2 separate regions of the Homo sapiens genome follow, and region 2 is linked to region 1. Evidence: read pairs that join two places in POLR2A ChIA-PET (ENCODE). Cell type or tissue: PC-9. All regions are shown on one strand.

Region 1 (2,500 bases):
GATTTTTCAAGAGCTATGAATTTACAGTGCAATCCTAGCAGGAAAAGAGAGGGAGAAAAGAACATCTATTTTGAGCTGCAGACATAATTGCATCACAGCTGAGATTTCATAGTCCCCGTCCTCTCTATTCCTGTTGAATTACATGATTAAAGGTAACTATATATATATGAATATATGAAGATGTTTAATTGTTGCAGGTTGGAGAATTTGGGCCAGGGAGAATTCACTTGGCCAATGAGTTAAAAATGAGAAAAGGATTAGCAGTCATCAAAATTTCTAAGTAGTTAATTATCTGCATGGTGGGTTCAGTATAAACAAACATGGTACTCTCAAATGACTGTTGATGGGCTATTAAATTACATTAGTATCCTGTGAACCCTGGTCATAGCTGGAAAGGAGAATCTTTTGAGAAATGGAAAAACCAGGTTATTTGTACATAAGGAATATGTCTTTTAAACACCCCCAAAGTATAGATTAAGACGTGATTGATGAAAAGTCTCCATTTTCTAATGATGGTTTTATGAAACCAAAGTATTTACAACTAAGAACCAACCATCTGATCGCCAGTAGAGAGTGGAAAATAGGAAAGGGTAACGTCTCAGTATGGTATCTGGAGTAGTCTGGCTAGGACCATAAACTTCATTTTGTTTACAAGTTCCCAGAAAATAAGCCTGAATGAGCTTAGAGCTTAATACTTCCAGTGATGGTTCTCTCTTCCCTCAAGTATACAGATTAACTATTTTTGTGCCGTGGGCCTTTTGACAGCCCCCAAAAGCCCGTGGATCCCATCTCAGAATGTTTTACATGTGTATTACATAATGCTCACACATTCTAAATTTTATCTACCGACTCCTAGTTAGAAATCCCTTGCAAGGGGTGTTAGGGTTCTGAGAGAAGGCTGGTAAGTAATGAGGCTTTTAACTTATTTCAGTATCCTGTTCAGGTCGGGAATATGTTGTGTTCTAATTACTCTAGTTTCCAGCTCAATTGGTGTTGGAGAAACTAGCCCACTTATAAGTGGCTCAAATGAAAACCCACGGGGAGGCATTTTTCTTTAATAAGCAACCCTAAGCCCCCTTTGAAGTCAGTCTGACTAATCAAAAGAAAGAGGTTATATATCCCAGTTTTGACCTTTTGTGAAAATAGCCCTTTTACTGTATGTGATATATTATTGGCATCTCATTCTGCACAGTCCAAATGATGTAGACAAAATAGTGATTGGTATATAACTATGGACACCGAAGATCCACTGCAAGGCCTGCCGATCACTTTACACAGAAGGAGCCCCTTTCCTGAGGTCCGCTTGCTCGCTCGGGGTGGGGTGGTACTTTGCCCTAGTAAACTACCAAGCAGTCCGAACGTTCGCTCCTCTGGAAGACCGAGTTGTGGGCGGCTGCGCTGCGGGGGCAAACTCGCCGCATGCCCGCTGGCCAGAGCGAGTCGGGGCCTGGCGTTAGGGCAATCCAGACTGGCCGGCATGGTACAGGGCGTATCCCTAGCCGCCTTCTGTGTCATATGGGGCGCCGCCCTCCAGCCTAGGAGAGGCGGCCGCTAGGAGGGGCAGAAGGGCCTTGTCTGCCCCGGTCTGAATACCCCAGGCGGGGTCGGAAAGCGGGTCACAGAAGAGCCCAGTAAACTGCAGGGGTGCAGCTCGTCTCCAGGAACCGGCAACCCCCAGGGCCGCACAAGCCGGTAACAACCCATAATCCGATCCTGTCTTCGGGATCAGAAGAGAGGACAGCTGGCCCGCGCGCCAGCTCAGTTCCTCCTCCGCATTCTTCAGGAGGAGCCCCAGAAACGCACTTCCGCCGCGCGGGCCTGCCTCCACGCAGGGCGCGTCCTAGGCCGGTTCATTTCCGCCCAGCGCTTTCTGTGGCTAGGGGAGTCAGGGGTTTCCTTTTCCCTTATTCGGGCTCTTATGTTACCCCCGTTTTCCGTTGAACCCTTTTCTCCCCTCTTGCCCTCCAAAAAAGCAGTCTGCTGCCGCTCCCGACTTTTCTCGCTGAGACACCGTCAGCTCACTCCGAGCCCAGCACAGCGGCCATCTTCGGTAAATTCTGGCAGCAGCCCGCCTGTTCATTGTCCTGTGTGCCCAGAGGAAAGAACTACTCATTTTTCGTGATCAAGCTAGGGGAGGCAGGAGCAATAATGGCCCTGCTATAGGACTGGCTTTTATTTGAATTCCAACTCTTCTGCCACCTTAACCAGCTGTATCCAGATTTTAAAAGTTAATCTATCCGAGCCTCTTATTAAATATTAGGTTGATGAGATGATGCATGCAAAGCGCTTAGAACAGTACTAGGCATAAAGCGTCCGACATAAAGGTTAAGTAAAAGTAAGGAAAAGCTATGGGGATGTATTGAGTATCTCTTTGCCCAATGACGTATTAGTCGTATTAAATATGGAAAGTGCCTTTGATTCGCCGTGCCCATGGGAGAAGGCATAGGAATGGCCTTTTCCCACCTGTAATCAGAGAGCAGGTGTTTCAAGAACGCCTCAA
Region 2 (2,500 bases), 150 kb before region 1:
CAGGGTATAGGGAGCTTTTCCCTTCACTCACACTGTGGAGGAAGATGAGGTAGCATCTCCAGGGGAAGACTGCCTAAGGCGGGCAGGTGGGAGCCCCTCCAGGTAAGCCTCTGCCTGGTCAACCAGACATGCAGGGTTCCTCACCTTTCCAGACTGGAAGGGATTTCCCCAGATGCCAATGCATAATCTCTCTTCCCTTATAAAGCAAGAGCTAGCAGATATTCTGGCTTATTCTAGGATGTCTAGCCTCTTCTGAAACAGTGGCAGCAACGCCCACTCCCTCTGACAGAGTCTGTTCCCAGAGTGGTTGAGATGACGGCTTCCACAGGGCGGCAGAAGCCTCTTCTTCTATCTGTCAGGCCTGTTTTGCTGCTGGTTTTGTGCTGCACAGTTGCATTGTCTGTAAACTCCCCTGGCCCTGCCTGGCATCGTTTGGTCATTGACCCTGAACCTGTGAGTTGGTGAACACAAAGGGCCCTGCATTTGCGAGCCAGTTCCTGGTTCTCTTCCTCTGCCCTGTTTCCTGGCCCATTCAGCAGCTTTTTCTCAGTGGTATTTACTTAGGCGTTCCGTGTTGGGAAAGGTGGGTTGCTTGCTGTTGGGTTTCATGCTTTTCCTATTCCATACTGCTTTTTATCCATATTCTTCCAATATTTAAAAGAAAAGATTGTGTGCAAGGCTTAGCATTTTTCTTCTCACTGAAAAAAGGAATGCAGAATAAATATATTAATTTTCTGTTATTCAGAGGTTAATTTAACAATTTTCTTGAATTTACTGTGTTTTACCTCCTCTAATGCTCAAGTAAAAGCATTGTTGAGCAGATAGTGCCAGCTGATAGGAGAAAAAGAGGGTGCTTTCTGTCTTTCAGCTTTGACTCAGCATGATCTGAGTCAGCACATGGCCAGATAGGTCCTGAAACACCAGGCCTTTCTATTCCCTCGTTGCTCTTAAGGATAATACCAGACAATAACGTTTAAATTATTAAAGGTATTAAAGTTCTTCCATATCAAAAACCAAGTCCCTGCCTTAGCTAGGTATAGAAAAGAACGGTTAAAAGAACCGGTGGCCAATGATGGTCACTTTGAATTTAGAGAGTGCTGTGTGGAGAGGCATTTGACCCTCTCTGTGTGACCCCAGCAGGCAGACTGAGACGTGGGAGTTAGTGTAACGGGAGCTGCGGAGACACTGAGTGGGAGTCGGGGAGCAGGGGCCATTTCAGGATGTGGGGAGGTTAGACCACAATGGCCACTAGCAGCAGGGCTGCCCCGAATTAGGCGCTAAGTACTCTTTGAACTCTGAAATGCTGTGCTTCTAATTTGGGGTATTAAGTTTGGTGATATAACCAGAAAAATAGGACGCAGTCACGGATGTAGTGGGTTAATGGAGCTTTCAGCACAATTTTATACCAGGTTATCTGACCTGCCTTCCATTAGATGAACGTTTGTCCCTCCATACAATTTCCCTGTCCTGCTTACTTCTTGAAATGCTATTGCTGTGAACAGTGGCATAAATATCAATAACAGATTCCCAAGGAAAAGCCTTTCTGTCTTCTCACCTGCCCCCTTCCCAAGAATTAAGCATAAGCTCCCTCAGTGCTGTCAGGACGGCTTATGAGGTTTGCTTTTTCAGTTGGTTGTCATAAGGGAGGTTTTTTTTTTTTTGGAAAGGGGCAGGCCCTCATTCACTGCTTGCCCCACCCCCCAAAAGTCATGGCTTTAGAGGTTTCTTTTGTTCCTCCTAGAGAACCTAGGAGCAATGAGGCAGTTTTTCTTACCTCATCGTTCTGTTGTAGTGTAAAAATAGGACATTTAATATATTAAATTTGACCTCATAATACCAAGCTGTCATAAGGCCACAGATGGTTCTTGGTGGTAAAGCCTATATATAGTCTTTGAGGGTTTTGTTTGTTTGTTTGGAGACAAGGTCTTGCTCTGTTCCCCAAGCTGAAGTGCAGTGGCAGGACTATAGTTCACTGCAGACTCCACTTCCCAAGCTCAAGTGATCCTCCCACCTCAGCCTCTGGTGTAGCTGGGACTACAGGCACATGCCACCACGCCTGGCTAATTTTTGTATTTTTTGTAGAGATGGAGTTTGTCACGTTGTCTAGGCTGGTCTTGATCTCCTGAGCTCAAGTGATCCACCCGCCCTGGTCTCCCATAGTGCTGGGATTACAGGGATGTGACACTGTGCCCGGCTGTCTTTGAGATTTATAAATAGCATCAAATCTCACAGAGACTCTGTTGGGAATGAGAGCTGACGGGTGGTAGCCATTGGCTATTGTCAGGGAGGACAGCTTTAGGCTCTGCAGCTGGAGAAGCACAACAGAATGAGGGACCACAGCAAGGGTATGTTGGGTTTGGATCTGTTTTACTTTTCTTGAGTTTTACTTTTTTTTTGAGCTTTACACCTTCCAGTGTAAGTACATATAATCTGAAACTTCTTTGTGGCTGAAGCATTGGTTTCTCTGCATTTATGTATTAGAGTCTCTGATAGGACTTTT

The links. ChIA-PET counts read pairs that join two places held together with the same protein. Peaks named below come from ENCODE experiments on the same cell type or tissue, not always from the same donor. Only the 100,000 strongest peaks of a DNase experiment are listed, where the experiment ranks them.
Region 2: POLR2A ChIA-PET joins it to region 1 with 5 read pairs; 3 of 35 experiments call an interaction of 5 or more read pairs at or near these places.

Annotation. Positions count from the first base shown.
Region 1 is chr7:104,983,257-104,985,756 of GRCh38, reverse strand. LINC01004 (long intergenic non-protein coding RNA 1004) reads left to right here. Exons shown (of 1, transcript NR_039981.2): 1 at 1-2,500. Among named protein-coding and RNA genes, the nearest start is that of LINC01004, 6.7 kb to the left of the region's middle. RefSeq lists enhancers at 1,543-1,842, 2,143-2,232. In PC-9, a CTCF peak has its summit at 1,584; a DNase peak (open chromatin) is centred at 1,506; H3K4me3 peaks cover 2,162 bases; H3K27ac peaks cover 2,086 bases.
Region 2 is chr7:105,129,965-105,132,464 of GRCh38, reverse strand. All of the region lies in intron 13 of SRPK2 (SRSF protein kinase 2), which reads left to right. It overlaps LOC124901717 (a long non-coding RNA gene), which reads right to left. Exons shown (of 2, transcript XR_007060465.1): 2 at 1-698. Among named protein-coding and RNA genes, the nearest start is that of KMT2E, 120 kb to the right of the region's middle. RefSeq lists a silencer at 825-934. In PC-9, no CTCF peak of the experiment used is centred here; no DNase peak of the experiment used is centred here.